2 separate regions of the Mus musculus genome follow, and region 1 is linked to region 2. The links are chromatin loops, found by intact Hi-C in ENCODE. Cell type or tissue: heart. All regions are shown on one strand. Links, peaks and the distances in the headings refer to the core of each region. The heading gives the core; the rest is flanking DNA.

Region 1 (7,743 bases), core at 1,431-6,430, 130 kb after region 2:
CACCATGGGAAAAGGGAGGGGTAAGAGAGGGAGAGAGAGAGAGAGAGAGAGAGAGAGAGAGAAGGAGGAGGAGGAGGAAGAGGAGGAGGAGGAGAGAGGTAGAGAGTGAGAGCGCAAAATGTCTGGATTACACAGGGAGGAACCTCTGGGGAAAAAAGCAGCTTAGCCCTTGGGTTGGAAAGTTCAGAGTTGGGGGCAGGGTGTGGCAGGTAGGGACTGGGGGATGCTGGGAGAACCTGGAGGCCAGGTATGCTTTGGTGTGTAAAATATGCACCTCAGTCCCTTGTCCCGGGTCCAAAACCCAACCACTAACAGTGACAAACTCACCTTTGGTAGTTAGGGGTATCTGGGTCTCCCCAGACGGCGTGGCAGTATTGTGCAGGGTCTCGACTCAGGAGCAGAGGTCCTTGTACCGGGAGAACTTAAGACACGAGCACGGGTTCTTCACCTCATTGTCTCCGAGTTCAAATCCTTTGCTGTGAAGGACTCCTTTTAGGCCCCTCAGCCCTCCCTGATACTTCCTGTATCCTCACTTACCTGCTAGGATGCCCTGAATCCTTCGAGTGGTCTCTGTCACGGCAGCCAGGGCTCGCGTTTCCCCCTCAGGATCCCAAGCCTCACCGGGCACAGGAGCTCTTGAGTAGTAGGTTTGGATTCTAAGGGGTCGAGGCTCATGGGAGCCAGGGAGAGGAAGGATTGAGGAGCGGAAGTGGGTGGGCATTTGGGAGAAAGGAGGCCTAAGAAGGCGCACAGACTTCTGGGTCTCCTCATGCAGACATCTGCCTGTGGCCACCCCAAGGAGGAGTAGCCGCCACATCTTCATTCCGTGTCTCCTCAGCCTTCTTGGGTCCAGTCTCCTGAGGCAAGCTCACTTATTTCTCTCTCTCTCTCTCTCTCTCTCTCTCTCTCTCTCTCTCTCTCTCTCTCTCTCTCTCTCTCTCTCTCTCTCTCTCTTCTCTCTCTCTCTCTCTCATCACTCGCCACACCCTGTGCACCACTCTCCTAGTTCTTAGCAGAGTTCAAACTTGTTGACTGAATCCACAGTTTCCCACTAGGAGGTCAGATATGAACCACAGGGGTTGAAGCCATCTCCTCTAGGGGGCTAAAGGGGGGTGCTGGAGACCAGGAGTGTCATTTCAGAGCCTTCCGTTTATTTTTCTAAAGAGGGGTTATGCCACATCCCCCAACCTCTGCCTTTCTCAGTAGGAAGCCTTGGGACACCCCCTGCCCCCCAAAATAAGGAAACATTAGGGGTTTAAAGGGTGAGGAATGTGTGTGTGTGTGTGTGTGTGTGTGTGTGTGTGTGTGTGTGTGTGTGTGTGTGTGGTACTTTTTGTTTCTGTTGGTTTTGTTGATGCTGTCCGCGGATGCCTGCTATCTCCTGGGTGGCGAGCAAACAGGTCCTGCACTATTCTGGGTCAGCCTCTAACTAAGCTGTAAGACTTTGAAGAATGTCCTGCACCTGTGAAGTACTGTCAGCAGGTGCACAACTGTCATGTAAGTTGACTGCCATCTCCTTTGGGGGGCTGTGGGATAGGCCTAAGGAGCTTGGCAGAGTCCACCTACTGGTTCCCAGGAGAGGGAAGATAAAGGCTCAGATGGACTTAACAGAAGTTCAAAGAGGTTCTTTTGAGAAGCCCTGTGTTATGAGGAGACTCTCTGTTTTCTTGTCCCTTACGGTGCTTTTCTGAACTGTCTTCTCTGATTGGTCACCATTTCCCCCCACCCCTTCAGCCAACTCCCACCTTTCCTGTGAGAAGCTCCTACTTTACTCTGGGAAGCCTTTCTTAACATCTCCAGCCCAAATTCCACACCCCTCGGAGGTGGGAGGGAACAGTCTCAGGAAGCCTCTTAGATCCTGACAAGACCTGCTTTCCCTCAGTACTTCCTGGCTCAGGCGCTTTTTCCTCTCCTAGAAGAAGCCTACTCCTGTCAGGTCTTCAGTGTGGGCATTAACACCTAACTATTATTGTGTGTGTGTGTGTTTGTTTTTGTTTTGTTTTATTTTGTTGTTTGAGACAGGGTTTCTCTAGCCCTGGCTGTCCTGGAACTCACTCTGTAGACCAGGCTGGCCTCGAACTCAGAAATCCGCCTGCCTCTGCCTCCCAAGTGCTGAGGTTAAAGGCGTGCGCCACCACTGCCCGGCTCCTATTACTGTAACTTCTTCTCTTTCATAGTGTAGCTCAGATGGACCTAACAGAAGTTCAAAGAGGTTTGAACTTGTGACCGACCCTCTTGCCTTTGCTTCCCAAGGGCTGAGATTACATGTAGCCGTGCACTGTCGTGTCTGCTCCACTCTTTTGCTTTGAAGCAGGGGATAAAGTCACATATGTTAAGACGAATTATCTAGTGAATGACATAAGGACTAGCGTTTATCTTTTGTTCATTTTTAGAGGCAGGGTTGCTTTGTGTAACAACCCTGGCTCTCCTGGAACTTGCTTTTCTAGACCACGCTGGCTTTGTGCTCAAAGAGATCCACCTGTATCTACCTCCTTAGTGCGAGGCCTAAAAACGTATGCCAACACGCCTGGTAGAGTTTATTTTTATTTATTTTTTGAGGCAGAATCTCACTGCGTAGCCTTGGCTGATCTGAAACTCTCTATGCAAACCAGGCTAACCTGGAGCTCACAGGGATCTACCTGCCTCTGTCCCCGGAGTACTTGGGGTCTGGTCAAAGGTGTGTACCACCACAGTTGGCTCAGGACCAGAGTTCAAAGGGAACTACTGGCTTCTCTGGAAGCCAAATGTATTTTTACATGTGACAACTGTGACAAGGGAAACTCCCCACTCTGGAGCCCAAGACTCTCTGCCACTTTCTATTCCTGTCATCTTGACCAAGTGCCATAGCCTTCCCATTATCAGGATGATTGTACTGTAAGGATCGCTGTGAGGAGCAAGTGAGTATCTGTAACGCACAGACAGTGCCCAGGGCACAGAGAGACAGCTCAGCAGCTAAGAGCACGTTCTGTGTTTCCAGAGAACTCTTGGTTCCCCAAACCCATGCTGGGCCGCTCCCATCCACCTGGAACTCCAGCTCTTGGGAATCCAATGTGTCAGGCCTCCATTGGCACTCACGTGCACATACAGATACACATATGCATACTTAAAAATAATAGAAGTAAAATTTTGGAAAAGAAAAAAAAAGCACGGCCCAGCTTGTGATAACGGCTAAGTCAAGAAAAGAGTAGATAGTATGTAGATTGGGCAAAGTCCTGCTTTCATGCTCACCAGAAGGAAAAAAAATTACACACACACATTGGAGTTAGAGAATTTAGGATTTAAAAATTGATTATTAACAGGTGAGTTTATATTATATTATTAACAGGATACTCGTGTTCTTTCTCTAAGACAAATACAGCTTTCTCTAGGTGTCTGAAGATCCTTTTCCCTGAAAAACAAAACAAAACAAAACAAAACAAAGAACTCCCAATATCACTTAACGTGATGAATCCAGTTGGCCTGGCTCTCCAGGTTCCTGGCTCTTCTCTGTCCCCACTCTTATTCTTTGCTGCCTCCTGGTGGCCATGCTGAGAAAGGCATGACCCTGCTGGAGTAGGGAGTCGGGGTGTGGGGTGGGAGTGGGTGGAACTTGCCCCATACCTGCATGAAAAGTTGCAGCCTCTTCCCTCATTGCATTTTTCCTCCCCCGCATGCCTATACGCAGATTATGTGATACCTCACAGGTCGGACAGAGCCTACCATAGGAAGTGTCAGCTAGCTCAAGTGCATTCCTTTAGAACCTACTGTTAGCCTTGCACGGATGCAGGAAGTGCCTGGAAGACATCCCTTGCTCCCACTTTGCACTAGATCCAGCTTCTCTGCCCATTATTCACCGGACAGAAGAGATTCTGTTTCCCAGCGGCAATTCTTTCACATCTTTAAAAACAGCTTTTCAAAGATGTATTTTTGTGTGTGTGTGTATTTTGCTTTTATGTATACATATGCACCACGCGCATGCCCAGTGCCTGAGGAGGTCAGAAGAGGGTGTCAGATCTTGTGGACGTGGAATCACTGTTGGTGGTTGCCAGTCACCATGTGGATGCTGGGGACTGTACACAGGTTCTCTGTGAGAACTACAGGTCCTCTTGACCACTGAGCCATCTCTCTCCAGCCTTCTTTGACATCTTTTTAGCAGGACTTATATATTACCCTGACTTTTTCTCTTATTTTGAGATAGGTTTCACTTGAACTCAGGTTCCTCCCCCCCACCCCCCACTTCTCCCCTCTACCAAAATCCAGCACAGAGATAGCCCAAATGTATCACTATGCCCAATTGTACCTTTTTACTTATTTATTTTTAATTTTTGTTTTTAAGATTTATTTATAGCAAGGAGGTAGTGGAGCATGCTTTTAATCCCAGCATTTGGGAGGGAGAGGGAGGTGGATCTCTGAGTTCCAGGTCAGCCTGGTCTACAGAGTGAATTCCAGGCCAGCCTGGTCTACAGAGTGAGTTTCAGAACAGACAGGATTACACAGAGAAACCATGTTTCAAAAACAAACAAACAAACAAACAAACACACATTTTATGTGTATAATGTTTTTCTAGCATGTGCGTGTATGTGGTGTGCATCACATGTGAGCCTGGCATCAGATGGTGGGGAGCTGGAGTCACAGGTGGTTGTGAGCCATCAGGGGAGTGAGCGCTGAAACCGAACCCAGAGCATTGGCAAGAGGACCAAGTGCTCTTAACCACTGAGCCTCTTTGTCATCCCCAGCTCCATGTGTGACTCTGTTTTTCTACCAGACTTCAGACTGAACGCCTTGTTCGTCTCTTTGAAGATGTATGAAGCAACCATGGAGGGATGGTGGAGGTGAGAGAGTAAAAATGAAGCAAGAGAAGGAGGTGAGGGGTTACACTAAGAACAGCCATTGTCTGATCAAGAAAGCTTTGTGTCTGACATTGTTCCAAACATTATTCTCCTATGATTCTTTTACAAACCCTAGGAAGCTTAGGTATTATTGATACCTAACTTTACAGCCGAGGTGCCGCAGAATTAGACATTAAAGCAGCCACGTGGATTTCAACCCTCACAGACTCCTGGTCACATCTACTGTCCGGTATGGCTTCTCGGATTCATCCAGGGGAGCAGAAGTCACATTGGGATGAGAAGAGAAACCGAGGAGATGAAGGGAAACCAGAGAGAAATTGGAGAAGGGGAGGATTGCTCCAGGGGAACAAGAAGTCGGAGGTTAGTGAGACAAGATGTGAGGGAGGGAAGGTGGCCTGAGGAACAGGGTCCCCAGAGGTGGTGGCCCTGCGGCGGTGGTGATGATGTAACCATGTGCAGCTCCCTCAGCGCGCTTCTCTCTCAGATTCTTCTCCCTTCCACCTCGGACACTCTTCTCCTCCGTTCCTCTCGACTGAGACAATCTGAGGGCTGTGCCCAGAGCCTTATCATCAGCAGAAACTGAAGCATCTATGAAATAACGGAATCAAGCACCCTTCTCTGATATGATCTCTTTTCCTTATGGTTCGTTGCTAGGTTGGCTCACTGCAGCTGTTGGACAAACTGGCTGGGGGAACAGTGACCCTTCTTTTCTTTATTCTCCCCTTCTCGGTCTTAGGGTGTAGACTTGCCATCAGAATTCTTTCCTGAATCAATTCAACTCCCCTCCCTTGTCTATCCGAACCACCCTGCCTCCCTGGTTAAGCGCCAGCCTTAGATGGATCCAGCACTTGCCTGCATTTGTATTTGAGCAGCTGAGGACCACTAGAGGAAATCATTCCAGCAGACAAGACTATGGCCTGGCCGCTCTAAAACACTTCCCATCAACTTCAATTGTATGCTCCCAAGTCAGAAATCTCAGCAACGGCTCTCTCTTCCACCCTTAGCAATTGGGGTTTTAGACCTTCCGTCTGCAGCCTCCCCTGCAGCCCAGCCACTTTAGGAACCACTTTTTTTCCCAGTGGAAAATAAAAGCTGCAAGACAAGAACACTCTCGGTCTGTGATACACCTTTCATTTTTATTAAGATGGGGGCAGATTGGCCTCAAACTTGCTATTGTCTTTCTTAGCCCCTGAATGCCAGGGTTGCAAGCCTGCTTCATCATGTCCAGCCAAAGCCTTTAAAAAAAGTTATCACCATTTTTGGTGTTTTGAGACAGGGTCTCACTATGCATAATCCTAGCTTTGACCACTCTATGTAGACCAGGCTGACCTCAAACTTATCTTCCTGCGGCTACATACCAAATGCTGGGCTTAAAGGCATGTGCCATCAGGCCCAGTTCAAACCTGTGTGTTTTAATTTATTTTTATGTTTGTAAACATATAAGCATACATGTTTAAAAATATTTATTTAGGAGGCTGGAGAGTTGGCTCAGCAGTTAAAAGCCCTTCTGCTCTTGCAGTGTTCCTAAGTTGGGTCCCAGTATCCACATGGTGACTCCAGAACTTCTGTAGGGGCGGGGGACTGATACCCTCTGACTTCCTTGGCACTAGGGATGCCTGTGGTGCACACATTTATATGCAAGCAAAACTCTCACACAAAATACAATAAATAAATCTAAAAACAAAAATTTAAAAATAGTGGTGTGTATGTGCATGCACGAGTGCATGTATGTGTGTGTGTGTCTAAGTGTGCGTGTGCGTGTGTCTAAGTGTGCATGTGTGTGTGCGTGTGTGTGTGTGTGTGTGTGTGTGTGTGTGTGTAGCTATTCATGTCATGGTACACACAGGAGTTGGTTTGGGGATCAGACTATGTCAGGTTTGATAGTAAGTGCCTTTGCCTACTGAGCTATCTTGCCAACACCCTATTTCTATTTTTTTAAAGATTTATTTATTATATATAAGTACACTGTAGCTGTCTTCAGACACATCAGAAGAGGGTGTCAGATCTCATTACTGATGGTTGTGAGCCACCATGTGGTTGCTAGGATTTGAACTCAGAACCTTCGGAAGAGCAGTCAGTTCCCTTAACCGCCGAGCCATCTCTCCACCCCCCACCCCCCATTTATATTTTTATCTGTCTCTACGCTTTTCCTTCTAAGAGAGAAAGAGGAAAGAGGTGTTCTCTTCTTTTGGAAGAGCGGTCCTTCCATTATGATCCCACCTGAGAGCTGGGCAACTCCAGCCTCAGCTCTGCTATGCCTCATTCCAGGCATCCCCGTCTCTCCCAATCCAGTCTGCCCGGCTCCAGCCGCACTCTGTGCCGGTGAATGGATGGGAATGATTGTCTTTATGTGGGAAACCCTGCTTTTTGCCAGACTTACCTCTTGAATTCTGTTCCTTGTTGCCTCAAACAAGCCTTTCCTGGCCCTCACATTAAAAGCAGATGCCTGCATTGAAACCCACCACTGGTGCCAGGTGTGGCACTACACTCTGGTAATCCCAGTACCAGAGAGGCCGGAACAGGAGGATTAAGAGTTCAAGTCCAGCTTGAACTACCATAGTGAGACCCTGTCTCACAACAAACAACACTTACCAGGAATCACCTCTGCTTTAGACACGGTGCCCACAATCTAGAACTATGTCTTTGTGTTTCCATGCTTATCTGCTGCCCTAATCAACTGTGAATTCCCCAAGAGCTAAGATTACCCTTGTTTAGCCTTCAGTTCTACAGTAAGTAAAGCGCCTGGCCAAGGTAAAACAATGAGCTTGAGGAGAAGGAAACTGAGGACAAAGGAGAGCGAAAGATGTTGAGTGTGATGAGTTGTGTCTGAAATCTCAGCACTCAGGAGGCTGAGGCAGGGAAATTGCTTTGCATTCTAGGCTAGCCTGGGCTTCAGTTGTAAGTCCCTGTGTCT
Region 2 (7,743 bases), core at 1,876-6,875:
TGGTAGACCATGCCTCTTCAAGGTCAGAAGTGTTTTGCAGTGCCCTTCCTCTGTTCTGTTCTAAGGTGCTTCCAAGGGTCCTAACAACACAGCAACCGAAAGCCAACGCAGAGTTTTAATTTGTTGCCCAAGTCCCTAACCATCCTAGCAAAGTGCTTTTCTCGCAATGACAATTTCACCTGTGTCATTTACCTATGATGTCACTGCGGTAAAAGAAATAGGAAGAGGTGAAAGGCACTTCACCTCCAGGAGTCTGCAGCATCTTTCAGCTGTGTGGCCCTGGAAGGGTTGCATCGCCAAGAGATGCTATTTTTGTTTCTGGTGTGTATGATGTGTGTGTTTGTGTGTTTTTGTGTTTGTGTACCTATGTGTGTTGTATATTATGTGTGTGATATGTGTATATATGTATGCATGGTGTTTTGTTTGTGATGTGTACGTGTGGCCTGTGTGTGGTACATATGCATGAGTAGGTTTCACAGGTGCTAGGACACAGGGCGTCTTCTTCTATTACTCCCTGTCTTACTGCCTGCAAGCAGGGTCTCTCACTGAAGCAGAAACTTGCTGTTTGGCATACGCTGACTGGTCAGCTATCTAAAAAGATGCAATAGTCTGTCTCCACCGTGCTTGGGTTACAGTGCACACAGCCATGCCTGGCATTTACTTGGAGGCTGGGATTGGAGCTCAGATGTGCATTGGTAGGGCAGGTGCTCCTTCCCACTGCATGTCTCCCCAGGCCGCTCTGTCTTCATTCAAGAAGGAAGGAGACAGGATTATCTAAAACCATGCCCTATTTGGCTTTCCCCCACTAAAGCTAACCACCGCCCTTCTTCCTGATTTGTTCATGTCACACAGCCAACCCCATCCTTTCCAAGTCAAACGGGAAGCAAAATAATATTCAACACACAGTAAAAAGAATTTGCTGGGGTTGGGGATTTAGCTCAGTGGTAGAGCGCTTGCCTAGCAAGCCCAAGGCCCTGGGTTCGGTCCTCAGCTCCGGAAAAAGGAAAAAAAAAAAAAAAAGAATTTGCTGGGCCAGCAAAATGGCTCCATGGGTAAAGGCATTTGACCAGAATTCAAGAGGGTATACCTCTGACCTCTAGATGCAGGTGGCGGTAGGTAAATTCCCCTGCCCCATAAATAAATAATTGTAAAAAGAAAATTTAAAATAGAACCAGGCAAGCCGGGTGTGGTGGCGCACACCTTTAATCCCAGCACTTGGAAGGCAGAGGCAGGTGGATTTTTGAGTTCGAGGCCAGCCTGGTCTACAGAGTGAGTTCCAGGACAGCCAGGGTGATACAGAGAAACTCTGTCTTGGGGGGGGGGGGGGGGATGACAAAAAAACAAACAAACAAAAGAAACCAAACCAAACAAAACCAAACTACCTGGCAATGGGTGGTGGTGGCACCCTCCTTTAGTCCCAGCACTCAGGAGGCAGAGGCAAGCAGATCTCTGTGAGTTTGAGGCCAGCCTGGTCTACAGAACAAGTTCTAGGACAGCCAGGCTACACAAAGAAAATGTCTTGAAAAACCAAAAATAAAAATAAAAAAATAAGGGGCTCGAGGTTAAGAACACTGACTGGTCTTCCAGAGGTCCTGAGTTCAATTCCCAGTACCCACATGGTGGCTCACAACCACCTGATTCTCTCTTTTGGTATGTGTGAAGACACAGCACTCATATAAAATAAATAATTAATAAATCAAATGCTTGATGGTACTGGAGAGATGGCTCAGTAGGTTAGAATTCTCACTACTTCTGCAGAGGATGAGTTCAGCTCCTAGCACTCACACAAGGTTACCTCCCACTGCACGTAACTCCAGCTCCTGGACGGAGGGCCTGACAGATAGCCTCCTTTAGTCTACTTGGACAACTATGCATACACATGACACTGACACACATACACACACAAACACAGAAAGAGAGAGATTGATTTAAAACAAGGGCTAGAAAGATGGCTCAGCAGCGAAGAGCACTAGTTGAGTTTTCAGGGGACCCAGGTTGCATTCTCAGCATCTATGGCAGCTCACAGGAAGGAGTCTGTAGCTCCAGTACCAGATGATCTGAGAACCTCTTGTTCAGAGAGCTCCATGGGCACATGATGCACTTAAAGGCAAAACATTCACAAAATTTAAAAAAAAAAAATTTTTTTAAAAATATTCTCAAACCACTTTTTGAGTTTTAAACAAAATGTTTGATCAATGTTTATTCTCCCCATCATCTGCCTTTGATCCTTCTGCTTCCTTGCTTGCTGGCTTGGTTTGTTTTGTAGCTCAGGCTGCCACATAATTTGCTAGTAGAACAGGCTAGCTTCTAATCCAGAGACCCACTTGCCTCTGTCTCCCAAGTGCTGGGCTTAAAGGTGTGTGCCACCACTGCCCAGCTTCTTTTCTTTTCCTTTGTTTTCTGTTTGTTTGTTTTCTGCTTTGGGGGTTGTTGCTGTTGATTTGGGTTTTTGAGACAGGGTTTCTCTGTGTAGCCTGGGTTGTTCTGGAGCTCATTCTGTAGGCCAGGCTGGCCTTGAACCCACAGAAGTTCTCCTGTCTCTGCCTCTTGAGTGCTGGGATCAAAGGTGTGCTTCTGCACTCAAGAGACCCTGCCCATGTAATTCCCAGAATGGCTGGCACAGTTTTAGAATAACCCTCAAGGGTGGGTCTTCTGTCCTCAGGTCAGTCATTTCCAGACTCACTTGTTTATGACACAATCACATTTTAACAATGTGAATGGAGAAGCCAGACCAAGGCGAATCCATAGAGCCCCTTTACATCTTCAAGGCATAAGGCTTCAAGGATTGAAGCCATAGTGAACAGCAAAGAAGAACCACAATACACTCACAAAGTGTCTGCATCAACTGTATTTACTGCTAGAATTTCAACTTTTTCTTTCTTAAGTGTCAGAGAAATAATGGCATAGTAGGAAGACACCCAAGGAGGCAGGGAACATTTGTATCACAAAGTGCCACAAAGTTGATAAATGTAGGTTGCTAATAACTCTGAAGTAAGCCAGGCGTGGTGGCGCACGCCTTTAATCCCACGCTTGGGAGGCAGAGGCAGGCGGATTTCTGAGTTCAAGGCCAGCCTGGTCTACAGAGTGAGTTCCAGGACAGCCAGAGCTATACAGAGAAACCCTGTCTCGAAAAACCAAAAACCAAACAAACCTCTGACATACTCTTGATGAACAGGCAGGAATCACTGAATGCTCAGTGCAATGAAAAGAACAAAACATGTAGGCAGCTATAAGAACACTCAGTAGGGGACAGGACTCTTGGCAACCTGGTCATCAAATGAACTTGAGTTCCAGCCAGCAAGTGACCTGGCTTTAAGACATCCTGCTTAAGGGGAATTCAAGTTTCAGCCAAGCGGCTAGAACCAAGTCAACCTATTTTTCTTCTCTCCAGCTTCCCCAATGCCTTGAGTGGTGGGGTTGTAACAGGTCAGATCCAATGCAGGATCCCTTTTAAAAAGGGGTCTCAAAAGATAGGCTACTGCTAGGGAACTAAGCGTAAGTCACCTGAGAAAAGAGGAGTAGGGAGGGAGGTGCACAGGCACACGTGGCTACAATGTATCCACATATGCTGGGCTACAGGCTCAGTGCACTTAAACAGGGGGAGTGGGGCTAGCCTGATGCTTCAGGGACATCCTACTCACCGGCAAGTTTCACATCCAGAAACCTGCTCATTTCTTCCCCCAGAAGAGCAAAACAGCAACCAGGGACAGGCCCCAGTTAGCCTCCCCAGGTCCCTGAGAAACAGGCAACACAGGCAGCAAGGTCCCCCAGAGCTGGTCCCAGTCCCAGCAGACAGACACGGGGAGCTCTCTAGTCCTTAGGGAGAGAGCCAAGAAATGGCTCATCACAAAGTCCAGGGCTTCCAGCCCTTAGCGCAGACAAAGATAGGATCCCGTGGGAAAGGTTCCACTGACTCCATGCATAGGGTACAACAGACTGGGGGTGGTTTCTGTGATGCCCTCATGTGATCCAGCACCAGAACATTGTGTGACGTATATAGAAACATACACTGGAAAAATACATTATAATCTGGCGTTCAGGAAGTACTGAAACCCGCCTGCGTGTGCTACATCCCATCTACTGTAGCACAGGCTGCACGCAATGAACACCAGTCAACTCTCCCGGCAACCAGAAGGTTCCTCCTCCGCAGCCCATTTGGAATGTTAGGATCTTTGGGTCTCTGGCCTTCGGGGCCTCCCCAGAGACCTCTTCACAAGGATTGCAGAATACACTCCTTGCCTCCGCTGGCCAGAGAGTTTCTCCACAGTGGTGGTGGCAGCAGTAACGTCAGCTCAGATATAGTTGGTAGAGGGCTGCCGGGCACTGAGGCGCTGCATGTGACAGCCGTGGCAGAGCAAATGTCCATCAAGAGGGAAACAGCAGCAACCTTCCTCGTCACTCAGCTGCATGCGGCAGTCCTAGGGAAGAAGGCAACTGGTTCACTTCCACCCAGGCTCCCTACCCTGAGGCCATCCTGGGAGACTCCGGGTGACTGGACAAGTGAGTGGTAAGGCCCCAGGGAGGGTGAAGGGTGAAAGGGTGGACTTGAAGTGAAAACCCGAGAAATACTTCTTCTGGACACCAGGGGTCGCTGCAGCAGCAGAAATCATGAGACAAGCCCCATTCCAGCAGTTCAGAGGCTGGGGAAGCCAGATTCCAGATTTAAAAAGAACTAGGATTAGAAAGAAAAGCTAGAGGACAAGAGAGACTGGACATAGGTCACTGCAGTGTCCTGGTTTTCTGTATCCTAAATCCCTCCCACAGATGCCCAGTCATTCCAAGAATCCCCCTTCCAAATTCCGATTTCCCCACATCATCCCCGAACCCCAACACTTACCTCACAGTGGTAGCACTCAAAGTGATAATCACGGTCCATGGATATCACCCTCACAATGTCCTCACAGCCCTGAAACACGTAGAGTCCCATGGGGGATAAGCAGAGCATGGTGTCCCCAAATCCCCATCCCATACCACAGAAACCCTCCTGCTCCATCAAGAGGGTTTATAAAGGCCTCTTCCCGCAGTTAGATTCCACGTAGCTAACATGTAGCTTTGAGATCTTTTAAGCAACTCCTACCAGAATGCTACCCACTACCCTGGCACTGTCCATGCCTCCAGGCCTCTAGCTCCCCTCCACACACAGGGGCTCAGCCTTACTTGCTAGCTTCCTCCTGCTGAGAAGCAGGGGGGAGGGGGAGGGGCAGGGGAAGGCAAAGGCTGAGCACAAGCCAATATAAGGAAGAGGCTGTAGCTTTTCCTCTAGACATACCCTCTCCACACACAGCTCAAATAATCCCTGTCCCTTTTTTTTTTACCAGTTTAAGGACAGTTTCACCCCTTTTCAGTCCCTGTATCTGGTGACCTTGACTTCCAAAGAAAGCCTTGTTCTCTGTACGGGGGACAGAAGATATGGAGCCTGGGCCCAGCTAGTCTAGGTCCGGATGTTTAGGTCAGGGTGGTGACCCCAAGAGCAGAGTCACACGGGAATCTTTCACAGAATGCACATTCCTTCGAAGTGCCACTTCCCAAGGGCCAGGCTGCATGTCCCCATCTCCTCCCCAGAGGCGGCAGCGCTGGCCGCCCCGAGGAACTCTGGATACACTGACCTCTGAGGGGAGGATGGGTTGTCCGCAGGCTGCACATTTCGGGGCGTAATTTCTAAAAAAGAAGACAGTGATAAGTGAGGCTGAGGACTCCCTGGGCCCAGGCCCACATTTCCTCCCAGGGGTCAGACTCACTTGTGGTAGTCGGTAACACAGTACACCTGGTTGGAGAAGTCCACAGTGAAGGGGACGCCGTCCAGGCACTTGTTACATACGATGCATCGGAAGCAGCCCGGGTGATAGGACTTCCCCATGGCCTGGAGGATCTAGCTCACAGGGCGGGCGGGAGAAGGATCAGTGTCCCCACAGCCTCTCTCCAGCTACCCATCACGTTCCTTTCCACCACCAACCCCACCCCACCCCCAGTCCTCCTAGAAGAATGCTACCTAATTTGAGGGGACCAAGGAGTCTTTCTTGGAGACAGGGTCAAAAGTATCTTAAGACTGGCCTTAAAAACTCTATGGAAGCCGGGCGTGGTGGCGCACGCCTTTAATCCCAGCACTCAGAAGGCAGAGGCAGGCGGATTTCTGAGTTCAAGGCCAGCCTGGTCTACAGAGTGAGTTCCAAGACAGCCAGGGCTATACAGAGAAACCCTGTCTCGGGAAAAAAAAAAAAAAAAAAAAACCCACAAAAACAAAAACAAAACAAACAAACAAAAAAAACCTCTATGGAGCCTGGCAGCAGCAGGACAGACCTTTAGTGCTAGCACTTGGGAGGCAGAGGCAGGCTGATCTCTGTGAGTTCCAGGACAGCCAGGACTACCTGAAAACCCAAAACCAAGAAGAAAAAATAGAGAGAAAACCCAAACCTCATCACCGCATAGCTGAGGATGGCTTTGACCCCGACACCCTCTGCCGCACTACGGCTGGTTTGCGCAGGGTTGAGGATGGAGCCCAGGCTGTCTTGTGGCATTCGCTCAACTAACAGACCACCCCTCTTTTTTATTACAATTTGAGGTGGGTGCCAGAATGAATTCCTTTTGTCAGTTCTTCCCAGGTAGCTACTAGACAGCAACAGTCAAGGATCATGGATCCTGTAAACCTTAACCCAATTCCTTCTTCTTATACAGAAAAGAAAGCTGAGTTCCAGCTGTTTCCGACCAGTAGCAGAAAAGGGAGCCGATTCACGTAGCTCAGGCTGGAGGGCAGCTGTGTCCAGAATCAGGGAAGGGACAGATCACAGACGCCCTTGGAGGCTGAGACTACGGACTGGCTCTCACAGGGGATCACCGTGAGGCAGCTTTGGGGAGGACGGGTAAGAAAATGACCATCTAGCAAAAGGCTCTCTATTTGCAATGCCACTAGTTCTTGCCCTTCAGGCCGGTGGCCCCCAAAACCCAGCTGAAGGGGCGTTCCTTACCTTCTCTAGAATCAAGTGGCCGCAGACACAGCACTTCTCAGCTGCCTCCTGAAACCCTGAAAACTAGAGAGGAGACAGGACAGAGTTACCACGCTGAAAACTGTGATGGAACCCGCCGGCCGCCGGGGTCCCACTGTGAAAGCCAAGCCTCGGCCCTTCACTCACCAGATAGTCTTCCTCACAGTAGACAGAGCCATTGACGCTGTAGAAAGCCTTGCACCGCAAAGTTCGTCCTAGAAGCAGCAGAGGAGGCGCTGGAGGTTAACGCTGGAGCCCCCACACAGGGCTCTTCCTCTTCTGGCCCCTGCTCCCCAATCCTGACAGGACATTTGGACCTGGACTTTATTTAAAGCTTTCCTCCTAAGTGTGGTCTATTTTCCCTTCCTAAACAAAAACCCCATATCCATGTGACAGAGACAGAAAGACCAAGAGTTTAAGGTCAGCATGGCCTACACACAGTAAAGCCTGCCTCAAAGGAAAAAAAAAAATCCAGTACGATACAATTCCAATTGGCTTTGGCTTCATTCCAGCGGAACAACGTTTCTGCTCCTTCCTCCTCTAGCTCCTGTGTCTTCAATAGCTGTCTGCCACCCACACCTCCTCAGGGCTCAAGGCATGGGGAGCCACCTAAGAGAGAGCCAAGGTCAGGCCAGGCTGGTGTACCTGCTAAGAAGCTCTGACTAGACTAGGTATTATTTGATTTGCATGGAACACTGGTTCCAGGCCTTAGCCTCTGGGATGTTTTAGCCCAGGATTCTTCATTTCACTGTAGCCATCCTAT

Evidence for each region. A loop is a pair of places that touch in the nucleus more often than their neighbours do. Peaks named below come from ENCODE experiments on the same cell type or tissue, not always from the same donor. Only the 100,000 strongest peaks of a DNase experiment are listed, where the experiment ranks them.
Region 1: a loop joins it to region 2, with 2.6 times the contacts of the local background. A loop is called at or near these places in 5 of 42 quality-filtered maps.

Annotation. Positions count from the first base shown.
Region 1 is chr14:54,697,989-54,705,731 of GRCm38, forward strand. Gm29776 (predicted gene, 29776) reads right to left here and starts at 845. Exons shown (of 14, transcript NM_001370892.1): 1 at 538-845; 2 at 328-421. The coding sequence starts at 823. In heart, for the core only: a CTCF peak has its summit at 3,536 (motif pointing left); a DNase peak (open chromatin) is centred at 3,523; H3K27me3 peaks cover 445 bases.
Region 2 is chr14:54,564,639-54,572,381 of GRCm38, forward strand. It overlaps Ajuba (ajuba LIM protein), which reads right to left. Exons shown (of 8, transcript NM_010590.5): 3 at 7,128-7,195; 4 at 6,963-7,025; 5 at 5,739-5,869; 6 at 5,607-5,658; 7 at 4,838-4,906; 8 at 2,831-4,418. The coding sequence ends at 4,293. Among named protein-coding and RNA genes, the nearest start is that of Ajuba, 9.2 kb to the right of the region's middle. In heart, for the core only: a CTCF peak has its summit at 4,582 (motif pointing right); DNase peaks (open chromatin) are centred at 4,193, 4,553 and 5,563; H3K27ac peaks cover 1,957 bases.